Linked DNA regions of Homo sapiens: region 1 is linked to region 2. The links are chromatin loops, found by intact Hi-C in ENCODE. Cell type or tissue: psoas muscle. All regions are shown on one strand.

Region 1 (8,000 bases), 52 kb after region 2:
AAAGATACAGTTGCATTATTGTTTTCAGTCACATATTTTAAAAACGCACAGCCAATACTATGCTACAAATGAGACACACCGTATCACTAAGATACAAAAGATTGGGAATGCTCACTAAAAATTGAAATTTATAAAACTCAAAGTAAGAGTAAAGTTCAGTTAGTTACATGAGCACAAAGAGACAGACAAGGCTTATAATACTGTGGTGTTTTAAAAAGGCCCTGAAATAGGAGCTATGATCATTTTACATGGTGTTTAGATTATTAGATGAGCACAATAAATAGACTCATAAACTGTATATAATAAAAATAAAGGAGGGTAGGGAGGATGAAGACAGGATGTTAGCTAGGAACTCTACACGTTATATGAAATGATAAACCTTTAGGCCAGCATTAACATTGACAAAGCATGTAAATCAAATGCACAAAGCTCTGTATCTAGCTCTTTCTGTGGAATCTAATTATACATTTAAATAGAGCTAGACATTTCTTGGAAATCCAAAAACCTACAAATACAGTTTCAACCAGAAATATTAAAAATTCTATTTATATGTCCCAAGGAAACTAAGTAGGAGGAGTAAGAAAAAAAGTATGCACTGTGTATATTTATGTAGCCATCACAACAACCTCACAGTGATTATTCCCATTTTAGAGATTAGGAAACTGATCCTCCAAGAAATGCCTTCTCCAACCATTGTTAGGTAGGGAAAAGCATAGGAGGAAACTAAGGCTCAGAGCACTTACATGGCACTGCCAGGATCTTAATCCAAGTCTTCCCATTTAAAGTTCAAGGCCCTTTCTGTACCACCAAGCTGCCCCCTGGCAGTCAAAGGAAGTTTCCACCTCCAATATTCTATTATTTTACTACATAAAACTGCTGTCAGTTTCTGCTGTGGGCTTCGATGAATGTGCTCTCTTGGTCTTGCCTTTGCTTTTCACTATCTCTTCCCCTACCTTCAAAACTTGCTCATCCTGCCCTTGTAGCATTTTCCATTCCTTTCTACACTATCTTCCTGCCACCATTCTCTTTCACCATCTATTTACACTCTTTTGGATATGCGCACTCTCGCTCCCTGCCTCCCCTGGCCCTCTCTCTCTCTCTCTCTCTCTGGTTTCTTCTCTCCCTCTCTTTTTCTCTCTACTCACCCTCCCCACCTCCCTCTTTCAGGGTATCTCCCGCTGCCTCATTTATATAAGAACCACACTCTTTCCCTATCCCTGTATACCACCCTCCTGCCCTACCTCTTACAGTCAATTGTTGAGAAAGGAGGCTCAACTTCTAAGAGTTTTGCTAGTGCAGAAACTACATTTTAAACCAGTCACCCACGTTGACTACATGAGATAAACCAAGTCATTCTCTCACAAAAGTTTTTAACTATTTGGGAACTTATTTATTCATACTGGGAGCTGTATTTTGTACAGTCACTGCCACAGGGCAGACTCTCCAGACAAAATTCTTCCTAGGAAACAAAACTAATACTCAGAAAAAGATGCTCAAGAATCAAGAGAAATCAAAAAATGAAGGCACTGTAAGAAATATTTGTAAGAAATATTTTAGAAGGGAGAAGTATTTTCCATGATAAAGGAGAAAAGCTAGCTGTCAATTATAATCAGAGTAAATGCTCCCATCAAGGTAGAATAAGCCTTTCAAGTTCCTTCTACACTTCCCTTTTCTCTAGCAATCTATTTGAGTCTCAGGTTAATGTTTTGTTTTGTTTTTTGAGACTCCTGCTCTGTTGCCCAGGCTGGAGTGCAGTGGCGTGATCTTTTTTTTAAAAAAAAAAAAAAAGGTTTTTAATCAAATAGATAAACCTGGAACTACATTACCACATTTTGGAAAATGAAAAATTAAAAGTATCACTTTACAAATCTTTTGGCATGTGCCTGTAGTCCCAGCTACTCATGAGGCTAAAGCAGGAGGACTGCTTGAGCCTCGGAGATGGAGGCTGCAATGAGCCAAGGTAACACCACTACACTCCAGCCTGGGCCATAGAGGGAGACCCTGTTTCAAAAATAAAATAAAGTGGGCCAGGCGTGGTGACTCACACCTGTAATCCTAGCACTTTGGGAGGCTAAGGCGGGCAGATCACCTGAGGTCAGGAGTTCAAGACCAGCCTGGCCAACATGGCAAAACTCCGTCTCTACTAAAAATACAAAAATTAGCTGGGCGTGATGGCGCATGCCTGTAGTCTCAGCCACTCGGGAGGCCGAGGCAGGAGAATCGCTTGAATCCTGTCTCTAAAAAAAAATACAAAAAAAGAAAAAAAAAAACGTTATTTTCCTTGACTACAGTGTAGGCTGGCAGAAATAAAAGGTGGAAATCTAAATACAGGGCTAGGAAGAGAATTAGGAGACCATATTGGTTATCGAGCCAAAAAATAAAGGAAGTTTAGAAGACGACCTTACTGATTTTTCCTTTTTTTTTTTGAGATGGAGTCTGGCTGTTGCCCAGGCTGGAGTGCAGTGGTGCGATCTCACCTCACTGCAACCTCCACCTTCCAGGCTCAAGTGATCCTCCCATCTCAGCCTCCTGAGCAGCTGAGACTATAGGTATGTGCCACCACATCCAGCTAATTTTCTTTTTTTTTTTTTTTTTTTTTTTTTTTGAGACGGAGTCTCGCTCTGTCGCCCAGGCCGGACTGCGGACTGCAGTGGCGCAATCTCGGCTCACTGCAAGCTCTGCTTCCCGGGTTCACGCCATTCTCCTGCCTCAGCCTCCCGAGTATCCAGCTAATTTTCATATTTTTTGAAGAAGACGAGGTTTTACCATGTTGCCCAGGCAGGTCTCGAAGCCCTAAGCCCAAGTGATCCATCCAGCATGGCCTCCTAAAGTGCTGGGCTTACAGGTGTTAGCCACCACGCCCAGCCCATTTTATTTTTTTGAGACAGGGTCTGGCTCTGTTACCTAGGCTGGAATGCAGTGGCGCAATCACAGCTCACTACAGCCTCAAACTCCCACCTCAGCCTCTCGAGTAGCCAGGACTAGAGACACACACCACCACACCCAGCTAATTGTTTTTAATTTTTTTGTAGAGACAAGGTTTCACTATGTCATCTAGGCTGGTTTTGAATTCCTGACCTCAAGCAATCCTCCCGCCTTCTAAAGTGCTGGGATTACAGGTATTAGCCACCGCACCCAGCCATGGAAAATAAATTCAAACAGACTTGGGCACAAAGGAATTCTGAATTGTAAGAAGTTAATGATCCAAATAGAAATTCAATTATTTGAATAATTACAATTTATCCATTTTTCAAGCAGGTATTATTGAACATTGAATCTTAAAAAGCAGAATAAAGCAAACATTATGTTAAACCATGCATTCTGGAATAAAATCACTAAAAACGACACAGGTTTTGCTAGCATTCTGGTTCAGTTCTTGTACTTGCTTTACTGGCATTCTTGTCCTGAACTGCTCAGTGTGTCTTTACAATGAACGTCCCTTTACTGGAGCCGATTTGACTAGTTGTCTGTTGCCTGATTAGAGAAACCAAACTCAGTTACAACAGAGTATCACTGAGTTGGGGAGTTCATTAAATCACACTGAAAATTTCCATATTAAAACAAATGTACAGGCTCACACCTGCAATCACAGAACTTTGGGAGGCTGAGGTGGACAGTTTCACTCGAGGTCAGCAGTTCAAGACCAGCATGGCCAACACGGTGAAATCCCGTCTCTACCAAAAATACAAAAATTACCCAGGTGTGGTGGCTAATTGACGTATAAGCAAAAGGTAGCAGTCAACATAGAGAAAAGAAATGTGCTGAAAGAAGCAGAGACAAGGGACTACAGTGCCCTTTAAAAAAACAGAAAGCCTCCAAGTATTCAGGAAGCCCACATATATATTTCTTGCTCTGAGGTTCAGAGAGTCCTTAGTGTTCTTTCACTAAATCCCCTGAATTTTTGTTAACTAGAGTAGATTTCCATACTTTTAACTGCCTTTGCTAGATTATTTCCTCATAAAGATAGGCTCTTCATCTCCACACCTACTTTTGTTCTCAAGGATTTTTTGCATACAGAAACCTAGATCATGATGGTTCCATTTCACTAAAAGAGATCAGAACAATATAATCAGAATCGTTGATGCCAGGAACCATTATGGAAAGGAAATACCAGTGAGAAAATGGCAGGCAAAGAGGAGAAACTTGAGCAATGAGAAAAGGAAAGAGAATATAAGAATTAATCTAATTTGAATTTAATCAACAAAGGGAAAAAAACCTAGTAAATCTGTTCTACAGCATCTTCTGCACACGATATATCTGTATTAATAACAACTATTACTAAGACTTACTTTGTGTCTGGTCCTGATCCCATAAATACTTTATACACTTTATCATCTCTTTTAATAGTCATAACTACACAGGAGGCTGAGGTAAGTGGGTCCCTTGAGCCTGCGACCAGCCTGGGCAACATGAGAAAAATCCTGTCTCTATTAAAAATATGAAAATCAGCCAGGCATGATGGCACATGCCTGTAATCCCAGCTACTTGGGAGGCTGAGGCACAAGAATCACTTGAGCCCGAGAGGCGGAGGTTGCAGTGAGCCGAGACTGCACCACTGCACTCCAACCTGGGTGACAAAACAAGTCTGTCTCAAAAGAAAAAAAAAAAAGTCATAACTACCCTGAAAACACAGATAATATTATTCCCATTTTGGAAGCAAAGCAAGAAGTTGGTGGGGCGCAGTGGCTCACACCTATAATCCCAGCACTTTCGGAGGCCGAGGCGGGCGGATCACCTGAGGTCAGGAGGTCGAGACCAGCCTGACCAACATGGAGAAACACCGTCTCTACTAAAAATACAAAATTAGCCGGGCATGGTGGCGTGCACCTGTAATCCCAGCTACTCAGGAGGCTGAGGCAGGAGAATTGCTTGAACCTGGGAGGCAGAGGTTGCAGTGAACCGAGATAGCGCCACTGCACTCCTGCCTGGGCAACGAGAGTGAAACTCCATCTCAAATAAAAAAAAAAAGAAAAGAATAGCAAGAAGTTATTACAGCCCTTAAACAAAATATAGATAAATCATTCTTTCCTAATTACTGGAGGAGAAAAAAACCAAAAAACCTCTTTTGGTATAAATGGCTGCAAAACCTATTGCATGATGTTATGAATGAATGTTCATATCATTTATTAACTGTCAATAACAACAACACTAAACACCAGGCACTGGCACTGCGAAACAGACGTTATTCCATTTTATATACGAGGAAACCAAGGTTTACAGAAATTACTTGTCCAAAATCATGTAACTGATAAAGATCCGAAATAGAATTCAAACTCAAGTTTGTTTTTTTTTTTTTAGTCTCACTCTGTTGCCCAGGCTGAAGTGCAGTGGCACTATCTCGGCTCACTGCAACCCCTGCCTCCCGAGTTCAAGCAATTCTCCTACCTCAGCCTCCCGAGTAGCTGGGACTACGAGTGCGTGCCACTGCACCTGGCTAATTTTTTGTATTTTTTAGTAGAGATGGGGTTTCACCATGTTGGCCAGGCTGGTCTTGAACTCCGACCTCATGATCCGCCTGCCTCGGCCTCCCAAAGTGCTGGGATTACAGGTGTGAGCCACCATGCCCGGCCCAAATTCAGCTCTTTATGCCTTTTACCACTTGTTCCTGTTGTCATCAAAGGCAAGAGCAGACCATACAGGGTGGCTCACACCTCTACATGGCCAGTACTTTCGAGGCCAAGGCAGGAGGATCACTTGAGGCGAGGCCAGGAGTTCAAGATCAGCCTGGGCAGCACAGCAGACTCTCATCTCTACAAAAAATATGTTCAGGCAAACATCCTGCTCCCCAGTCAAGGCACTTGGCTAAAAATGGGATTGGACAGCAGGGGAGGCAGGGATTCGGAGTGCTCTGAGGCCTCGAGCTCTCCACTGGGGAGCAGCTTAGTGTTCTGTTTTGAAGAATGCTATGAAGTTCCTGGCTATACATGAGGACACGTTTAGGTCTTTGGAGCCACACTCAGAGTACACGAAGGGTAGGAAAAACCACACGAGGCAAAGAACTTACATCAAGACCAGGCCTAAAATACATTAATGTGGGTGGTTCAGCACAAGGGCAGTTGTCTGATAGCTATAATGAAGAAGAGTATGACTGTCCCATTTCAGATGAAGATAAGAGTAATTGATGAGTCAGATAACCATATGAGAGAAGGTAAAGATACTGCTGATTACCATGGTTGTGGTTTCTTCCCTGAACACTGGCTTCACATAGTTTTTTGTGCTGAGAACAGATACCAACCAGTGTATTGTACACAAGACTTAAACAAGGGGTTAAGGTCAGAAGAAACTAAAAGACAATACTCAGTGTGAGATTTCTCACTCTTTATGAAGCCACAATATCCTACAAGGAAAAACCAGGCATCAACTATTCAGCAATAAACCAGAAGAGCTAGAAAATAATATAGATCAGATCTTGAAATAAATTGAAAAGTGGATCAAAGATCGTAACACTTGGACCATAAGACTAGCCACTTTACAATCACTCCTGTTGATATTTCTCTGCTGACGTGACAGAAACTGTCCAAGTATCGGTGACGCTTCATTAAAATTATTTTCCAAGACTAGCAGGTGGACAGTGAAAAGGTTTATTAAGTCTGGGTATCTACCTCCCCATGAGAAAGTTAAAGATCTAAAACATAATGAATTTAGGCTGGGTACAATGGCTCATGCCTCCCAGCACTTGGGAGGCCAAGGCGGGCGGATCACTTGAGGTCAGGAGTTTGAGACCAGCCTGGCCAACATGGTGAAACCCTGCCTCTACTAAAAATACAAAAAATTAGCTGGGCGTGGTGGCGGGCACCTGTATTCCCAGCTACTCAGCAGGCTGAGGCAGGATAACTGCTTGAACCAAGGAAGCGGCCAAGATTGCACCACTGCACTCCAGCCCGGGCGACAAAGCACGATTCAGTCTCAAAAAAAGAAAGAAGGAATATAAGATTATTCAGGATTTAAAATAAAAATTGGCATCATTTAGGGCCGGGCGTGGTGGCTCACACCTGTAATCCCAGCACTTTGGGAGGCCAAGGTGGGCAGATCACGAGGTCAGGAGATCATCTGGCTAACACAGTCAGGAGGTCAGCAGACCATCCTGGCTAACACGGTGAAACCCCGTCTCTACTAAAAAATACAAAAAAATTAGCCAGGCGTGGTGGCAGGGGCCTGTAGTCCCAGCTACTTGGGAGGCTGAGGCAGGAGAATGGCGTGAACTCAGGAGGCGGAAGTTGCAGTGAGCCGAGATTTCGCCACTGCACTCCAGCCTCGGAAATAGAGTGAGACTCCATCTCAAAAAAAAAAAAAAACCCTGGCATCATTTAATACTTCAACTGCTAAAGAATAAATAAACATGGCCAAATGGGTGGATACCTTTTATTACAGAAGAAAATGCAGATGATCTTTAAAGCTAAAGGTTAAAAAAAAAAAAGAGAGAGAGAAATATGTTCAGAGGAGAACTATCAGCTACCAGGCATGCCTACAGTGTTAGTCTCCATGAACTGAGGGGGTAGAAATTATTTAAACAAGGGGGAAAAACTTTAACCTGCGATTACTTCTCTAGTTGATTTGCTCTCCCTTTGCGATGGACTAGGCATTGCAGAAATGTAGACTACTGTTCAAAGACCATGGTAGACACTACTTTCTACACTCTCCTTAACATCTGAAGTAACACCCGCCAAGTACCAAACCGCACCTTATTAACAGTGCTATGGTGATTTGTCTTATCTCCCTAAAAATAATCCCTTGAGCGTCTAGCACAGTATCAAAAACATGACAGGCATTACATACAAATATTTGTAATGTGAGAAACTGCCCTTAGTCATACAAGTGGTGAAATAGTACTGCTAGAGCTAGGTTCTTTAAGATGATTCTTATCCTTCTTTAAAACACGCATACAAATACACACAACTTTACCTTGCTTTATTTGACTTTTCTGGACATCTGACAATATGTAATATGGGTTTGATTAATATTCATGCCCTTTGATCTGGTAATTCCACTTCTAGGAATTT
Region 2 (8,000 bases):
GTATTCACGCCACTGCATCCCATCCTCGGCAACAGAGTGAGATCCTGTCTCCAAAAAAAAAAAAGAGAGAGAGAGAAAGAAAGAGAAAAAAAAAAAGAGGGGAAAAAACTCATGTATACATCCCACAAGCAAATAAAAACAGTGCAGTAATTAGCCAACTAGGGCACTTCACAGGCAAAGAATGGGAAAAAGAGCTTACTACAGAAGACCACAGTGACCAAAGACAGGGGCCTAAACCAATGCAGTATCTGCAGCAAACTAAAATCAGATCTGTACTGCTACAATGTATGGTGTTAGCCAATGGCAGTCAACTAGGAAGGGAATTGGGTGGTACATATGTAGAGACCTGTATGTATGAGGCATGGTGATAGAGCCCTATATACTGTGGGTCCCAACCCTAGCTAACCCACAGAATTATCTGGAAGCTCCTTAAAAATACTGATTCCAAGGAACAAAACACCACCACCCCCACCCCGACTCCAAGTAAGTTGTAATGATCAGCCATGTTTGGTAATAACTGTAGTATGACATACTAGGGTAGAAAAAAGGGAAATCAATAAAAGGTTTAAGCAGAAAGATGAAGAGGTAAGATCTAAGTTTGAAATCATTTTCTTGAACAATTTAGAGGGGAAGAGGAGGTGAGAGAGGCAAGGAAATTATAAATACATTAGAGACCAGTAAAAGTACCTGAACTATATGATAGACTAGAGGTGGTAGGAGATCTGGGCAAGGGGGGAAATTCCCAAAATATAAATGAGTATCTGGTGGCTCCATGGATCAAAAACACATATGCAAGGCGTATGTGATTAATTTGCCTTTGAACATTTTCAAGTCTGAGGGGCCTATGATACAGCTACGGAGAGATATTAAGCTGGCAGGTAGATGGCATTGAAAATCTGGATAATCTCCACTGGAGACATGGATTTGGGAAAGAGTATAAAGAATGCACGCCCATCTCAAATGACTTTTCAGCAGGTGAGAAAATCCCTCATGCAGCAGAATGTCTCACCTAGTGTCGCTGCTGCAGCCAATCCAGCTGTGTAGGGGTCCGTCCCTGGGGGAGCAGCGCTGATGATGTATGGATTGGGGACAAACGCAGCGGGAGCTAAACCTGCTGAAAACATACCTGTCAGTAAAAACAAACTTGACTAAAACTGCAGCCCTATCAAATACCTACACAGTTTCGCTATTCACTCCAGACAGTAGATAAGGAAAAAATGAAAAAAGAGAAGACGGGACAGGTTGAGGGTAAAGAGAAATTTTAAAAAGATAACTGCTATACTAAAGATTATAATGAAATGTTTATATAGTCAAATTTTACCTTTGCTAAAGAAATATTTAACTTAAAACTGTATATAGTTATAAATTCAGCATTTCTAAAAGATTATTAAAATTGTAACAGCCTACAATAGAACAATTTTAAAGACTAATATTAAAATGGGATGAAGTATTTATTTCTATTTAAAACAATTTTCCAAACAGTTTTCATGAAATAAAATGTATGGGTATTTATAAAGATTACCATCTACAACTATACATTATCAGACCCAAGGACTTTATGCCTGGCCTTTATTTATTTAGGTTGGAAGTAAGTATATTCTTCTATAGCCTATCACATCCAAGATTAGCTATCTCCTTTCTACTCAATCATGCCATTTTGACACATTAAAAAAAAAAATTCTACTTCTACTTGTTTATACTTAATGCACTCTAAGAGACCTTAAGAAGGTCCAGGGGGAAGAAACGTCTAGGCAGTACGATGAATACATCGCTCAAAACTTTAACAACTGCTAAAGGAAAAGGGCAAAGCTACTTTAAAATCGGTAATTATATGAGAATACTTTTAAATTTTTTCAATGCATACTTACTGGAAAATGGATTTATACTGTTTGTTCACAAAATAAGAAGCTGATATATTAGTCTATAGAACCACAACTTATGTAATCAATGTCATCCAAATCTTACCGAAAGAGCTAATGGTAGTCACCAGTCATTACTCTGATAAATACTTTAAATCCTGAAACATCTGAGGTAGGGCAATGGCTGAACACTGAAGAAATGTTATGATGCGGGTCTACAAGCTATGTCAAAACTAATGTGGCTGGAGACAACTGGACAAAAGGAAGAGGCCACTTACTCTGTCTGAGGGATTTGTCTGAACTTTTATAATCAGTTTAAATTACTGGGTTTCACAGCAACCAGTTATCCTAAAATGGCGGCCACACCTATCATGAAAGAGCTATGGGCTTAAGGACTTACCGATGTGCGGCTGATGAGCAGCTGCCAGTGCATACTGCTGCTGCTGAGCAGCTGTCAACTGCTGGACAGCAAGCGCATTAGGTCTTTGGAACAGCTGAGGCAAGAGGAAAAACACGGTGTGGTTAGGGAAACTGTCTTACAAAATCATTTAAAAACCTCTCTGACTAAAAATTTTAATAAGCACTTGTTTAGGCGTGACACCTTAACAATAAATGTTCTCACACTCTACTTCATTCCCATGGGATTAAAATGTTTCATACTTCTGTTCTCCCTGTCTCTCTTTCTTTACTTCAATTTACTGTGTCCTGGTTCCATGAGCTGACCGCTTCACAGATTATATGTCCCCTGAACCACAAATACACACTCTCTCACACACACACACACACATATGAGATATCTATATCTATATCTATATATCTATCTATATATCTCATATATATGCATTCAAAAGCCCTAAAGATTATCAGGTCTACAGGTCCTGCCTGATCCAAGGCAAAGTTAAAAATTAGACAAATGTACTACCAACTGATTTGTCACATTGTCCCTAGTGCTGAATCTCCTTTCAGTGCTTTCAAGACCCCACAAATAACTGAATTAATCCTCACCTACTCACATTTTGGAGAAGAATATGAAAAGTGTTCACTTCATCCTCTGAGCTGCCTCTTCCTGGGAAAATGGTATTGAATAACTTCCTCAACTAGTAGCTTATCCTAATGAGTAAATTAAGACACCTGCCCAACTTTCGGGAGCTCCAGAGTCTTCTGGGATACTATTCTTTATATGTTAAAAATAAAACAGCAGAAACACAGCAGCTACTAACAAAACTTGGATTATGAGCTCACACCTAGCACACTTCTTAGTTCTAAAGAAAAGAAAGTTCAAAGGCCTTAACAACACTAAGAATGTCTTACGATTCTACGTTAATACAAAACCAGTCATTCACTCATTAATTCAACAAATATTTATGAAACAAATGATACCTGCTAGGCACTGTGCAAGGAACTAGGGATATGACAGTCAATAAAACAATACATAATCCTGCCCTGATGGAGATTACATTTTAGTATGAATAGTATTGGTATAAAGAAAGGGGATGCCAGTAACCTAATTTGTGGATCACCTTAATGGGCCTCCTTCCAAGGAGTCATACTGAAGACTTCAATGTTTGCTAAAATCAGACTGAAAGCACTTACTGAAGTGACCTCCCTGGATAGGACCTTCAACCTACCTGCTCTTCCTACAGGATTTTTCAACAGCTCAGCTGACATTGCTGGATGATGTTTAACAGACACCATGGATCTTGAATTACAGATGTCCTCATAAAGAGACCTGATTGTTTCAGACATTAGGAGATAATGTCATTCTAGCAACTCAGCTTAATTATTGTCATGACTGGACTTACTCTTATCTTAGGTGGTGGAGAGATTTTATCCTGAGATTTGGCTACCCTCTACACCTCAAACATGAGGCTAATTTTAGATTAAAAGAAAACAAAAAGTGAATACTTTGAAGATATTGGCCAATTTCACCTGTTAACTCTTTAGTCTTAGTCTCTGCTTTTGGAGTATGAATGTCAAAAGTAACCATGCACAGATTTCAAAAATACTTTAGTTTTTTTTGTTTTGTTTTGTTTTGTTTTTCCCCAAAAGTTAAAGAAAAACTTCACTGCGATGCTGGCAAAAAAGAAACAGTATTACTAAATATCAAGTCTTAAAAAGAAATAGGGGAACTGAATCTACTGACAGACATTATCAAAACATTTGTCCTCCAGGAAGGGAGCCAGTCAAGACTATTTGGTAACAGTGTGCTTGTGATTTCTGCAAGTTGGTTTCACATTTCTGTTTTACTAAAGATGTGTCTCACACAGTATTCCCTCCAACAGGAGGCAGTCCACCCAAGAGGGGCAGCCAGGAGTGGGAAATAAGTAAAACAGTAGAAAGTTACTTTTAAATTATTTCCAAGGTTGTGAAAACATCTCATAGTTCCACTAAACATGTATTGCCTCTTCAATGGGTTTCTGGAATTTTCTTGGCCTAAAACCTTTTGCAACATTTAACATATCAGCTTGTGCTAGCTGCTTCTCTCTACCCTTCTTTGCCCTACTGCAAACAAAAGAATTCATTTCATTCAACAGATGTTTTTCGAGCACCTATTATTAGGCAGGTGCTGTGACATGGAACTGGGGAAAAAAAGACAGTATGTTCAGAACACAACTCTTAAGGGTATCTCGATTTATTAACCAAAAACAGTAGTCCACTGCCATTCCATCTGACTTAACCTCACTTCATATATTTTTGTTTGTTTGAAGAGTCGGAGTCTTACTCTGTCTGTCACCCAGGCTTAAATGCAGTGACGTGATCATGGCTCACTACAGCCTCAAACTCCTGGGCTCAAGCAATCCTCCTGCCTCAGCCTCCAAGTAGCTGCGCATGTCACCACGCCTGGCATTTTTTTTTTTTTTTTTTTGAACTTTTTTGTAGAGATGAAGTCTACGTTGCTCAGGCTGGTCTGGAACTCCTGGGCTCAAATGATCCTTCCACTTTGGCCTCCCAAAGGACTGGAATTACAGGCGTGAGCCACCACACCTGGGCTATATATTTTTTTAATATTACATGTAAGTCATTTTATGTATGTGTACTGTATCTGTAAATATACACGGAAATACATGGCATGTGGGAATACCACAAAAGTAATCATTCCATATAACATTAGCTTGTGGTTTTCACCACCACATTAAAACATTCTGAAAGCAGGAACTATTACTTTTAACTAAAAGCAAACAAGCCTTACAAGAGACCCCATATAGCCTATGTTTGAGAGCTGATTAATATCTTAGTAATTATGGTGAATAGAAAAGGATTTTCTTGAGACCATTTTGCAGTAAACAACTTAACAAAAGTAAATTATACATCTACAGCAGACAGATTTGATTACAGAACAGATTACAGCAATTTTGGCACATTCTCTTTATGTAAATGGTGCAATATTAACTGGAAATACAGAGTATTCAAAACAAATTGGGTAATTGGCAAGTGACAGATTCCAAAGGATCCTGAAAAACTCACACAAATGCCATCTGCTGGGCAAAGCACTGAGCTCTGCTAACATTTTCATGTTTTTCACAAAGCAAGCGAATATCCCATAACTGAGAAACAAAATACTGTGAGTTGGGGGAAATGCTCAAAGGTCAGTATAATGATAAATGTGACGCAGTTAATTATAATTCACTTGGGTAGATTTCACAAGTTGTTCAAGAGTCTGAATGCTGGGGAAAATGTATCATCTACTTCAAGCATATCGAGGTTCCTAATAAATACTGAAGGCATAGTTTAAGAAGTAGACAAGCTGGTTTGCCTCCTTTCTCTGTCACTTACTATATTAAAAACAGTCTACAGAGCTCTTATTCCAGAAAGGAATCCGGGCAGCCAAAAACACCCAATATAGTGACTGACATGTAGTTGGCATCTTATAAAAGATAGCTACTACTATTATTACTGTTGTTGTTATCAATAGCAGTTGCTGACATAAAAAATTATGGCTTTTTTTTTCTAAACCTGGAGGAGTAATGTCTAAATAAGGAGTTAGTAAATGCAAAAGACTACCGCCCCCACTCCCCCCTGGCCACCGGCCACAATAAAATGTACTGCCAGCCCTGACTTTTTTACCAGTTTGAGACTATATACATAGCAGACAGGGGTTAAGAGCACTGACTCTGGAGCCAGACAGCCTTGGTTTCTATCTCAGCTCACCAGTGACTTGCTATGTCACCTCTGGCAAATCGCTTAATCTCTCTGTGCCTCATTCTCTTCTCCTCTTTAATATGACAATAAAGATAATATGTAACATGGCAGGTTGCTGTGGGGATTAAAATTAACACATGTAAAGATTTATAAGAGTCCTTTATGTGTGATGTTCTTTCTGATGAATGGGGAGAGCACCCCCAACAGACTCAGCCCTTCTGAGAGTCACCCTTTACAGTTCCTTCCCAGAGCCAGGCAGCCCAAGCAGACCAAAAGCAGAGGGCAGGACTCCTCCTAGTCTGTATTAAGAGTCTAAATCAGCCAGGCAAAGTGGCTCATGCCTTTAATGCTAGCATTCTGGGAGGCCGAGGCAGGCGGATCACCTGAGGTCAGGAGTTCGAGACCAGCCTGACCAATATGGAGAAACCCCATCTCTAATAAAAATACAAAATTAGCCGGGAGTGGTGGTGCAGGCCTGTAATCCCAGTTACTCGGGAGGCTGAGGCAGAAGAATTGCTTGAACCCAGGAGGCGGAAGTTGAGGTGAGCCGAGATGGCCATTGCACTCCAGCCTAAGCAACAAGAGTGAAACTCCATCTCAAAAAAAAAAAAAAAAAAAGAGTCAAAATCTCACCGCACCAGGACCACCAGCTGCTATCAGTGGGTCACAAAGATAACAGGGAAGAAAGAAAACCATTTTTGTTTTTACGGATGAGTACTTTCTGCATTATACTACTTTAAGAAAAAGCTATGTAGTTGAATTTGAAGGTGAGACAACTCCACCTATTAAAAGGCCCTGCGTTTCTAATACAAAGTTCAAAAGAGACAGCCTGAAGCTAGAAACCAAAATAATAGCTATCTGCATAGCTTGTACTAGATGACCTTCAAACAAGTCCCTAAACTTCACTGATTTTTTTTTTTGGAGACAGAGTGAGACTCTGTCCCCGGGGCTGGAGTGCAGTGGTGCGATCTTGGCTCACTGCAACCTCCGCCTCCTGGGTTCAAGCGATTCTCCTGTCTCAGCCTCTGGAGTAGCTGGGATTACAGGCTTGCGCCACCACACCTGGCTAATTTTTGTATTTTTACTAGAGACGGGGTTTCACCATGTTGGCCAGGCTGATCTCAAACTCCTGACCTTGGGTGTCCTGCCAGCCTCAGCCTCCCAAAGCGCTGGGATTACAGGCATGAGCCACCATGCTTGGCCTCTTATGTGTAAAAATAAAATAGCTGCCCTACCTCGTGGGGTTGTTTTCAGGGTTCACAGAGAAAATCCCTTCGAAACAGTAAAAGCACTATATCAATGATGGGATTCTAAAATTTTAAGAAAAAGGTTTATTTTGGAGTCATTCCTCAGCATATGAAATTTGTGAAATCTTGTTACTGCTTGAAGCTTCTAGATAAAAGCCCAGTTTATACCAGGTTATTTGAACTACTGCAATGATCAACTAATGATTACAATGATTTTTCGTAGGCGCATACAAATTAAACCATGCTGCTAAACTAAAAAAAAAAAATCATCATCATCATCATCTGTGCATTTCTTTGGCAGATGAAGAATCTGATTCCAAAACAAATGATTTCTAAGGTCCTAGGGAAGAACAAAACACATCCCTTCACTAAGTATTATTAATACTTTTTGAGAAAAACTTCACCATAAGTAAAATTTGAACGAAGTCAAATAACAATAGAAGTTAAGCTTCAACTGATCAATTACTAGTCACTCTTTGTCAGTTACTATACACATGACACTTGATAGAATAATCATTTGTAAGTTAAAGAGAAAGTTGAGCATATTAAATACCTACATTAAAAGTATATACACACTTGGCCTCACGAGAATGACATTTAATCACACTGCCACACTTTTAACACATGCCGATTTCCACTCCCCTCTGACTGTGGTCGTGCAGGAATGAATACCATACTTCAACTTTCATTTTCAGAATATTGAATCTTTGTTAAAATTCATGCTTAACAGATGAGTTTTAGTACAACAGTGTCC

Evidence for each region. Peaks named below come from ENCODE experiments on the same cell type or tissue, not always from the same donor. Only the 100,000 strongest peaks of a DNase experiment are listed, where the experiment ranks them.
Region 1: it touches region 2 in a loop (1.8-fold over the local background); 8 of 110 quality-filtered maps call a loop at or near these places.

Annotation. Positions count from the first base shown.
Region 1 is chr1:31,030,799-31,038,798 of GRCh38, forward strand. All of the region lies in intron 2 of PUM1 (pumilio RNA binding family member 1), which reads right to left. Among named protein-coding and RNA genes, the nearest start is that of PUM1, 31 kb to the right of the region's middle. RefSeq lists an enhancer at 3,262-3,763. In psoas muscle, no CTCF peak of the experiment used is centred here; no DNase peak of the experiment used is centred here; H3K27ac peaks cover 2,237 bases.
Region 2 is chr1:30,979,053-30,987,052 of GRCh38, forward strand. PUM1 (pumilio RNA binding family member 1) reads right to left here. Exons shown (of 22, transcript NM_001020658.2): 8 at 2,260-2,353; 9 at 1,010-1,111. Among named protein-coding and RNA genes, the nearest start is that of SNORD103C, 15 kb to the left of the region's middle. RefSeq lists an enhancer at 6,579-7,079. In psoas muscle, CTCF peaks have their summits at 4,146 (motif pointing right) and 5,335 (motif pointing left); no DNase peak of the experiment used is centred here; H3K27ac peaks cover 5,544 bases.